2 separate regions of the Mus musculus genome follow, and region 1 is linked to region 2. A link is a loop called in an ENCODE intact Hi-C map of the cell type or tissue named here. Cell type or tissue: gastrocnemius. All regions are shown on one strand. Each heading gives the region's core, and the rest is flanking DNA. Links, peaks and the distances in the headings are about the cores only. Region 1 overlaps Slc37a1 (solute carrier family 37 (glycerol-3-phosphate transporter), member 1). Region 2 overlaps Tmprss3 (transmembrane protease, serine 3).

The links. Hi-C counts contacts between places; a loop is a spot of excess contacts. Peaks named below come from ENCODE experiments on the same cell type or tissue, not always from the same donor. Only the 100,000 strongest peaks of a DNase experiment are listed, where the experiment ranks them.
Region 1: it touches region 2 in a loop (2.2-fold over the local background); 1 of 42 quality-filtered maps calls a loop at or near these places.

What each region holds. Positions count from the first base shown.
Region 1 is chr17:31,296,591-31,301,960 of GRCm38, forward strand. Slc37a1 (solute carrier family 37 (glycerol-3-phosphate transporter), member 1) reads left to right here. Exons shown (of 20, transcript NM_001242427.1): 1 at 1-325; 2 at 3,700-3,917. The coding sequence starts at 3,862. Among named protein-coding and RNA genes, the nearest start is that of Slc37a1, 3.1 kb to the left of the region's middle. In gastrocnemius, for the core only: a CTCF peak has its summit at 1,086; a DNase peak (open chromatin) is centred at 2,465; H3K4me3 peaks cover 1,334 bases; H3K27ac peaks cover 1,347 bases.
Region 2 is chr17:31,185,101-31,190,470 of GRCm38, forward strand. Tmprss3 (transmembrane protease, serine 3) reads right to left here. Exons shown (of 12, transcript NM_080727.2): 6 at 4,573-4,616; 7 at 4,039-4,204; 8 at 3,200-3,369; 9 at 1,403-1,498. Among named protein-coding and RNA genes, the nearest start is that of Tmprss3, 10 kb to the right of the region's middle. In gastrocnemius, for the core only: a CTCF peak has its summit at 2,517 (motif pointing left); a DNase peak (open chromatin) is centred at 2,496.

The DNA of each region.
Region 1 (5,370 bases), core at 145-5,144, 110 kb after region 2:
TGTGAGAAGACGCCTGCCGGAGACCCAGCGCTTTGTCTGCTGCCGCTCGTAGGGGACGTGGGCGTGCCTGTAGCCTTCACCACCCGGCCAAGCGGCTGTAGGACCTGGGAGGAGGAGCCGGCTCGCAAAGCCCTTGGGAAAGCTCTCAGCCAGCACCCTGGGCTCCGGTTGTTTGTTTGCTAAAAGAACTGCTTCCCGGAGCCCGGGCTCTGTGGCCAACGCAGTGACAGCCACCGTCTGGGCGGTAATAAAGGGTTTAAACCACCGGAAAAGTCCCCCAGCTCCGCGCACTTAGGGTCCACCCAAGGATCTTGGTGGCCCGCAGGTAAAGATTTGCATTTGAACGGAAGACCCTCCCCTTGCTCTTGGTTTAAATTCTTAAGGTGCTTTTTCCTGGTCTTTAGAGCTCTCTGCACCTGCCTGCCTCCCTACCTGCCTTCTCGCCCTGGAACTTAAATTGCGTGAAGTTGGGCGAGTTGGTAAATATATTATTCGGCTTTACACAGAATTCCCTCTTTTGGGGGTCCTGTTTGCACCCTGAGTTCCTGGGAGTATTGTTACAGGTCTGGTTCGGTGGAGAACACCCGGGGTGCGTTGTTTGCTGTGAGTGGGCTAAGAGCTATGGTGGATAGAATTCTGACTCCTTGTATTTAAGCTCAGGACAAGTGAAAATAACAGTTTCTGTTTATCTCCCACGGCCAATGGAGCCTTTAAACGCTTAGAAAGGGCTCGATTAGAGGAGTTAGTGTTTGTCTTGGTTTAAAACAAAACTCTTGAAGCTTTTGGAGGGAGTTTGGTTCCCAGGTTTGCCCTTTTATAAAGTGCCATCATTTTGACAGGTTGCCTTAGGCTGCCTTGATGTTGCCTGTGTGCTAAAGACTGGAAAACCCCCCTTGGGGCATTGCTCTTGCTTTTGCTAACTCCCACCCACTCCTGAGTCTCCTTGAAGGGTTGATGGGTTCTGGGTAGCTCAGAGCCCGGTAGCTGGGAGGATCGTGGGTGTGTCTGTCCGTCCCTCAACTCTTGCTTGGCTGGGCTCTCTGTGTGCTCCTGAGCCTGGTCGGGTGCTGCCTCACCATGGAAAAACTCCTAATTGCTCTCCTTTCCCTGTCCAATGATCACACTGCCTTCCTGTCCTTTTCTCTAATGGGCTGAAATTCACTGGGAGTTTCTAAGAGGTGACATTTAAAAACTACTTTAACTACTTTCCTTGGGCTAGATGCCAAGGCCTGTCAGCAGAGCCACGTGCTCCCCTTCCGTTCAGGGATAGGCAGGAGGAAGTGTACTTGTGCCTGAGAAGGCATGCCCCACCCCCACTCCCACCCCCTAGGAAAATGAAACGCCTGGAATTGGCCTAGGTATGAAGCCCACCTAGCTGGGCTAGCCTCATCTCTTCTTAGAACGGCGGTTCTCAACCTTTCTTAATGCTGTGACCCTTAAATACAATTCCTCATGTTATTTCATTGCTCCTTCATAGCTGTAATTTTGCTACTGAAATGCATGGTAGGTAATGTAAATATCTGATCTGCAGGATATCTGATATGCACCCCTGTTGAGGCGGAGACTCACAGGCTGAGAACTGCCATCTTAGAGGGAAAGCTATGTCTTGGACTCCGAGAGGCTGTGTCAGTAGCCTTCATGACCTGAAATTTTGTTTTGTTTTTGCTTTGTTGTTGTTGTTTTTCGAGACAGGGTTTTTCTGTATAGCCCTGGCTGTCCTGGAGCTCACTTTGTAGACCAGGCTGGCCTTGAAGTCAGAAATCCGCCTGCCTCTGCCTCCCGAGTGCGGGGATTAAAGGCGTGGACCACCACACCCAGCTATTACCTGGAATTTTGAGGGAACAAGTTTTAGAGATGCTGTTCAGGCCAGCAAGAAAAGGACTTTGCTAAGCAGAGTTTTCAATACCCCAAATGTAGAGTTGACATCTGTCCATCCTCTAGTGCACTCCTTCCAGAATGGATGCCCAACCCCCATCCAGCTACATCATCATCTCAGTGAAATGGCTAGCATTATTTATAGAAGCCAGGAGGGTTTTTTTTTTTCCCTGATAACTCTTTAAGGCTGTCTGGCACTGTTGCTGGGCGGTTTTGCCTGGCGGTATGATAGATTGATTTCACTGGTCACGGGGGTGAGTTTTCAGTATTTTAGTGGAGGAAAAAAAGTGGATCCTGGCTTTTATTTTTAAGCCTTGTACAATTTAAAACAAATCCTTTAGTCAAAACCATCAAACCTCAAAATTATTTCAAATGTGCACTCGAAGCACACATGTAGGGACCAAGCCCAACAAACTCATTTTGAGCAAACCCTCTTTGAAAGATATCATTTAAATATGGAGGTTTGAGCCAAAGTCCCACAACTTCTGGTTTAGTCTGGAGGCAGCATCTTTGCGCCATATCTCTGGCTGGCCTGGTGCTCACTAGGTAACCCTGGCTGGCCTCCAACTCAAAATGGTCCTTCTATCTCAGCCTCCTGAGTGATGAGACTATAGGCCTAAGCCAGCAGGCTGACTCCCCCTGGCTTCTTTGCTTCTGTTCTGAGCTAGGATATGGGGCGGGGAACCCTGCCCTCCCTGAAGCTCACCTGCAGAACCACTCACACTGATGAACTGTCTGCTATGCCGTGGCCTTCCTGAGACCATGTCTTTATGTAACATTGATGGTGCCATTAAGCCGTCATCTTTTAGCTGGAGAAGTTAAGGGAGCAAATGGGCTAGTGGCTCATCACTGCAGGTCTGGGTAAGGTCAGGAATGAGTGACCCCATGGAACCCTAGGAAAGGTGGAGCTCTCCTGGCTGGGGTGAAAAGGGCCTCCACGCCTCTATGATGGTTCTGAGGCTGGTCTCTTGGAGGTTATTGGTTGTGTATGTGTGACCTGCTGGGATCAGTCTCCATCCTGCTAGTTCACACAAGCTACACCCCCAGCTCATGATACATGCCTGTGGAAAGCTCAGAGGGAGGGAAAGAGATAGGCGAGGAAGATTCCACTTTGGAAAAAAATACAGTGCTTTAGAATATACGTCCTGAGGTGGCTTGGGGCTCAGGATAGGAGGTGTATCTTCCAAAGGGCTGGACCCTTTAATAGTATGCAGGCTTTGTTCTGCCCCTTCCAGAATTGCCCCTCTTCAGCCCAGCTCTCAGAACAGGCTCATTTTCCCAGGCTAATGACACACTCACAGAAGAGGGAACCACAGTAGCGGATGGGAAGTTTTCCCGCCACCTTCAACCCCCCCATGTTAGGCGTGTCTGACTCAATTGCAGGCCCACAACCTAAGCAACTGATGCTTGATCCCTCTGCCATCCTGCCTAGGCCCACAGTCCTCAACTGCTGAGGCTCACAGGAAGTCTGCTGGGTAGTAATGAAGTGAATGAGCCCAGTGCCCACCTCCACCCGGGGCTCTAGTAGATGTCCACATGACTAAACATTGACCTGTGTTTTGGGGCCAGACTCATCTTTGAAAGCCCTAAAGGCAGAGAGATAAATGCCCACTTCCCTGCAGGAATCATTAGAGTATCATGTGACCTCCATATGAGCAAACCTTCCCAAGGCACCTGTGGTGGGCGCTTCCTCTGGTATCAGCCCTGTGGCTTTGATCAGGCGTGGTTAGCAACTCCCCACCTGCAGATGACTGGTGCCTGCTTGTGTCTCCAAGGTACTCTTGTCAGGATCACAGATTCTCAACGCCTCTCTTTCTCCCATAGAGATCAGCCCCCTGATGGAAGGAAGAGGGGGCAGCACCCAGTAGGACCCATTTGAGGTTGCTTCCCAGGCTGTGTGAACTGCGGGGCTGTCAGACAACTTTAACCTGTTTTGTGAAGTGTGTGACTTCGGGACTAGAGCACCGAGGTTCGGGGACGACATAAATGGCTCTGCTTCCCGTGGGCATCCGCTTCATCATCTCCTTCTCCAGGGATCAGTGGTAAGCTCTGCTGACGGTCTGTCTTCTGCAGTGGTGACGTGTGTGTTGGGGACAGAGAAACAGTGGGGATCGGGTGGCTTCTTCACTCATATTTCATCATGGAGCATGGGTCTTTTCCATAGCTAGTGAGTCGTGGCTGCTGTGACCTGCAGCCCTCAGGAGTCCTGTGTTTTGGTGGTGGCATCACAGATAGCATTTGGACTTCTGGGTGGTTTTGGTGACTTTTTGAATAACCACCATTCTTGCAGAGAGAGGAAAAACACTGGCCTGTTACTCTCCCGTTGCAATAGAACACAACAGCCCAGGCTACTTAAAGAAGGTAGGGTTTGTTTTGGCTTACGGTTCCAGAGAGTTAGAGACTGTCAAGGCCAGGAGGCACAGAAGCAAGTGGTAGGTGTGGCAGCTGAAGCAGGAAGTTGAGAGCCCGTGCAGTCCCCAAAGGTAAAGAGCAAACTTGTAATGGGGGTGGGGTGGGAATAGGGGTGGAGTCTAAACCCAAAGCCCACCCCCAGTGGCATACTTTCTCCAGCAAGCCTGCTCCCCTTAAACCTCCCCAAATACCATCACCAACAGGGGACCAAGTGTTCAGATGCCAGAGCCTTGTAATGGATGTTTCTCATTTAAACCACCACAACCAGCTGTGAGTGGGATGGAAATGATGTTCATGAAGTAAGCCCCAGTACCTCTGGTTCCAGATGAGTGGCCTGGTGGCTGGGACAAGCAGAGATGAAATTGGCAGAGCAGAATGCCACCTGAGAGGGTGTCTCTCCTGGCTGCTCTGTGACTCCGCCTCCTCACAGGTGGACCCTGTCTTGTCGTCCTCCTTTAGGGTGATGATGCAGAGTGGAGTTCCCCAGCCTCCATTCCACCCTCCTCCTAGTCTGTCAGGAAGGGAAAACGTACCCTTTCTCCTCGTGCTTTATTTTTGTGGTGCTGGGTTCGAACCCAGGCCTTGTGCATGCTAAACAAACACTCTGGCGCTGAGCTGAGGCCTCAGTCCTTCTCCTTCCATTTTATGTTGAGTGCTTTGGGCACTAGCAAGTTACACTAATGGGATAGGTGAATGAGAAAAAAAAAAAAGACTTTTGTCACATGTTCATGGTGGTTCCCAGAGAAATGTTCGTCCCAGGGAGAGTTTAGAACCTGGGGCTCATTATCATCTTTAATAGGAAATGTGGCAAAGGTCACCTAGCAGGAAAACAAGTGGATTTGGGGGGAAGAAGAAAAAGAAAGTCCTTAAGAGCACAGGTAGTGGGAACTGGTAATGCCTGTTGCTGCTGATGGGAGAAGTCTCCTCGCCTTTCTGGTTGCTTCTGGGAGACAGAAGGTTTTGTTTGTGTGTGTGGGCGTGTGTGTGTGTGTGTGTGTGTGTGTGTGTGTGTGTGTGTGTGTGTATTGTTTGTTTTTTGAATCCTTTGGAAGCTTTGCTTTGTGGCTCCTAAGAGACTTCAGG
Region 2 (5,370 bases), core at 142-5,141:
TTGTGAGCTAGCCCAGATGATGCTGGTAAACTCATGAAAATTACAAGGACCTATCAACAACTTGAAGAAGGTGACATCAGAGCAACTCCAGAGTCAGATCAGCCTGTCAGCCTTGAAGTCAAGGATGAGGCCGTGAACCCAGGAGTGTGGGAGCAAAGGTAAAGGGACAACAGCTGTCACCGTCCCCAGAGACAACTGAGGAGCCAGCCTACAGCACAAGTGACCCCTGAGGCTGGAAGGTAACAAACAAAGTGGGCATTGAATCCTGGAGTTTGAGAGGCTGAGGCAGGAGGCTTGTGGTGAGGTTCATGCGGTCAGCCTGGGCTGCAGTGAGAGCCTGCATGAACACGTCTCCAAAGGCGAACCCTGAGCTTCTCTCATGGGTTGACTATAACCTCCTTCTTATTTGCCTGCCTGCAACCAAGACATGTGATCTTGCTTGGAGCAGAAGCTGCTAAAGTATGGATCACGTACCATGTGGAGGCTGAGTTACCTTGCATTTAGGGCAGGCTCTAGATCTGACAACTGATGCCATGGGGCCAGGGGTCAAGGGACTAAGATGATGGATCAACCTGGAATGTGGTAGGTTGGATACCCAGAGCTCACATTAGGGAAAAAAAAACAAAACAAATAAACAGAAAAAAATCAAAAATCAAACAACCACATAGACATTGGATCTGGGTTGACACATTAGCCAGCCAAGGAACACTAAGGATAGCTAGAGCCACCAGACACTGGAGAGATGCTGGGACAGACATCTTGACCTCAGACTTCAGAAAGATAGAGGACTCAAGTCTGCCCTTTTGAGCTTTTTGAGCCATCCAGGCCTCAGTAGTTTGGCTACAGTTTCTAGTGACAGCAGGCTGGCCTGTGCCTAGAAAATGCACAAAGGAAAGCCATTGCTGGAGAGACTGTGTCAGCACTGTGCCTTGGATGCAAGGGACAAAGATGTCCCTGGCAAGTACATGACGTGACCATCACTGAGAGTATTAGCATTACCAAAGCAGTGGAATTAGCTGAGTCATGCCTTCTATAGCAAGCTCATAGGAGAAAATAACACACCATGCCAGTTCTCAGACAAGACTTCGTCATCTTGTACTGCTTGGTACAAGCTTGAGGCTCATCAAGGTGTGCTTCAGACACTTGCTTCAGTAGAGTAAGAAGGGGCAGGAAGGAGGGTTGGGTGGAGGCCTCACCATGGAGAAGTACCCACACTTCTCCACTATAGCTCATTTCTTCATGAAACCTCAAAACGTCACACTGTCCAAAGAGGAGTGGCACCATGGTGACCCACGGCTATTCAGCAGATGGCTGTTGTGAACAGTTGGCCTGCCCCAACCCTGAGCTGGGACATCCAAGCATCCCGAGGGGCCCTCCCTGTCTCAGGCTTCAGACCACTGACCTCCATCCTCTGTGGCTCCCCATCCTGAGGTCCAGCACAGTTTCCCATCGGGAAAGTTCTCTTCAGAGTTGGGCAGACAGATGGGCTGGATGGTCTCTGTTAGAAGGGGCACAATGAGGTGAAGTTCCTGAAGCCACTGCCCCAGAAATCAACTGACCTCGTGTTCAGGTCTCTAAACCCACCCTCTAGGAAGTGGTTGGGCCTTGGTTATGGAGCTAGCTCAGAGCAGAAGCCACGCCCACTCATCTCCCAGATGTAGCCCTAAACTGTGGCAGGAGTCCAGAGCCCAGCAGCCAAGCCTGTCTGTAAAAGGCTGGACAGTTGGATAGAAGACAGTTCAGGCTTGTGAGCTATGTGGACCTCATCACGGTTGCTGGAACCGCAGGAGACATACACAAAGGGGCTGATGGATTTATGACAAGATTTTACTCGCTCAAATGTGCATTGGGTCACACGTGGCTGGCCCTTGGGCCACAGTTGATCACTCCTGGACCAGACGTTAAGTGTTAGTGGTGACAGCCGGCCTGCATCTAGGCTATGCCGCTGATGCTCTAGCAAAGCCAAGCAGCTGCATGTGCCCAGGGCTTCTGTGTGAGCAGCACCTGAGATGCACCCCCTCCTCCCCATCCTGCATGGTAATCATGGAAAAGTGGAGAAGGATAGAGACATATTTAACTATTTAACTCTTTAGCCAAGTATGCTACAGACAACTCCCTTTCTAGAATCAAATATCACCAACAATAATTAGCAAGTAACCCCCACCCCCCACTTAAGCAGCTTTTCTGTTGCCCTTGAAATCACACAGGTTTGCTGCCGAGAATAGGAGTCTACCTTGGAAATGGCCCTGCCTGCCCTCCAGAGTGCTTATCCTGGGATGGTCAGGACTTTTACTGAAGCCAACATTCCTCCTGCTTTGTGCTTTGTGAGTTTTGAGAGTTCTAGCTGGGCTACCTAGAACCTTCCAGATGGAAGAGAGAGGCTCTTTGCAAGCCCTCAAGCTGCCCCAGCCTGGGACTCTGCTCCTTCCACTGGAGAGGCTGCAAGCAGCAAAAACCAGGACAGCAAAGTGCTCTGGGTCCCTGAGGACAGGCGGCTCTCTTCTGCCACCTAGAGGCATCAGGTAGCCATCTGCAGCTGGCACAGGGCAGAGAGAACAGAGCAGAACTGGAAGGCTGTGAGGTTGAATTGGCACTAGAGGGACAGCCAAGGTCGACAACCTAAGTCTAAAAAACGTAACAGGCTGAAATCTTAAGCAAGGGCTCCGTCTCCTAACATGCTCACACTGAAAACACCTAATTCGGGCTGGGAAGGTAGCTGTGCTGGCTAAGTGCTTGCTGCACAATCATGAACTGCTGAGTTTGATCTGGGCCACCCATGTAAAAAGGCAGCTGTAGTGGCATTGAGGGTGTTACCCAGTACTGAGGAGGCAGAGACAGAGACAGAAGGGTCCCTGGGGCTTCTTGGTCAGTCAGTCTATTAGGCAAGTCTAGATCAATAAGAGACTGAATCCCCCAAAAAAGCAAGGTGCTGCTTCCAAAGGAACAACATTCAAGAATGACTTTCTGGCCCCCTATGTGCATGCATACATTTGTGCATGCACATGCATGTGCACATGTGTGCTCTCGAACACACACCTTTAACGAGCAAATGCTATGCACCTACATCAACACCTAGCTGAATCAGATTTTGGAATTTCCATGCAAGGATAGTAAAGCAGACAGTATAACAGTGCCTCGACAGGCAAGCTCTTGAAACAAGCTAAAAGCAAGTGCAGGGCAGAGGCCTAAACGTTTGTACCGTCAAAGGTGAGTGGCTCGGACAGCTTCATGAGGGCTATGTCATTGCCCAGCCGCTTTGGCTTGTACTTGCTGTGATAGATGATTTTCTCCACCAGATGGGAGGGCACAGGACTGTCCATCAGGGACACAAGACCCACCTGGACAGTCCAGGACTTGGGGTGGTACAGGCTGAAATGCACAAACAGAGAGGTGAATCTCAGGAGAGACCCAGCCCTGTTGAACTCTGGTGTCCCAAGAGCCCAGGGAAATGGTGAGAGATGTGGGATCTCCAGGTGGGAGATGGCCCAATACCCTACACATCTGTGCCCCACACAGACCACACTCGTGTATACCCCCAGACAGGTCATTCTTTCCATGACACCCCAGAGATACGCATTTGAGATCTGGGCTAAGCTTTGCTCTCTGCAGAGAGGCTCTTCTCCATTGGACAGTAACCAAACCAGGAGATAAAAAGAGAATCCGCCACTAAGGTGTTTCTGGGACTACTAAACGCCTGGCAGACACAGCTTCAAGGGGGCTCAGTGTTCTCTGGATACCCTGCACTTCCACCCAGGGTATCCTGCTGTGTCATACCATGGATGAGGAGTAGTGAGCGACGGGAGGACCTAGGACCCTTATTTCAATGGGTCTCATTCTGCCTTGAGCTCCCTCCTCCCTTTTCTACCTTCCCTGTGCCAGCTCAGCTCACGTCACTCTCAGACGCAGAGACAGATCCACTGTAAGGCACATGGCTTGCTGACTTGCCCTCACCTCCAGATCATCCCATCTCTACCTGACCCAGGACTAGGCAAGGCTCTGGGAAGAGCCGAAGCCACAGCAGCAGGCCCAGTCACTCACTCATAAACACAGTGTGCCGCAGTGACGATCCACAGAGGGGTGATGATGGAGCCCCCACATAGGTGGTACCCCTGGAACTGGAGGCTGACCTGCCAGGGCCACTGAGTGAGCGAGGACATGTTTCCACCCACAATTCGGGGACTGTAGCCCGTTCTCGTGCCACAGGCTATGGAAGAACAAGGGGTTAGGGGTAAACTCTGTGACCTTTTCTGGAGGAAATGTCAGCACCCCAGCAAAATCCCTGTGCCCTACCCAGAGCTCACAATACTGCCAAATCTCGGGCAATGAGAGGGTCAGGCAGACAGAAGCTTTGAGGGTGGGTGGGGTTTGTGGGAGGCAGTGGGAAGAGCTGTTAGTATAAGAGCATGCAGCGTCACCCTGCCCATCAACAGTGTCCCTGCTGACAGTGACTCCGGGTGCCTAGCCCCACACTAGCATCCAAGAGAAGGGGTCTTGAGCTGTACCCAATGGGGGCTGTGACTCTATCAATGCAGTCTTCCCTATCAGTGGATCCCTACATAGTCAGACGCTTACCTGAGCACTTCAAGGTGACCACGTGGCCTGAGGTGCAGCCTTCCCTGCAGCGGAAAGGAACAGTTCATGGGCAAGCCAATAAGCTGCTGTTTTTATAGAACAGAGGTCACAAATGCCAACCTGGGGCCTGGGTGTCAGAGGAAAGCCTGGCTTCAGAGAACCTGTGGCATCTGCTCCCTGCTTTAGCCTGAACCCCAGTGGGGAGCTCTCTTGGAGCTGGGGACTGATTGTTGCTAAAGGAACCTGTTTCCCCCCCCCCCCAGAGTTTTGGGGGTTGGGAGCAACTGGTGAAGATGAAAAGGCTTTGCAAAGGATGCTGTCTTAGCTTCTTCCCTTCCCTGCTTCTTTGCTTACATCACACTCACACAGGTACACACACACACATATACACATACACTCACACTCATACTCATACACATTCATACACACATACATGCATATATCTACACACATACATATACAAACACATATACACACTCACATACATACACACATACATGGATAGATATACACACATACATATGCAAACACACACACCTACAAACATACATACACATTCACATACTCACATACATAAACATACATACACATACATGCGCACACACATACATATATAGACACACTCATACACACATACACACATACACACACATACATACATACATAAATATATACATTCATACTTATACATACATCACAAACACATGCATGCATTCATAAAACCCACACACATGTGCATACACATATATAACACATATATACATATATATACATACACACATAGACACATGCATACAT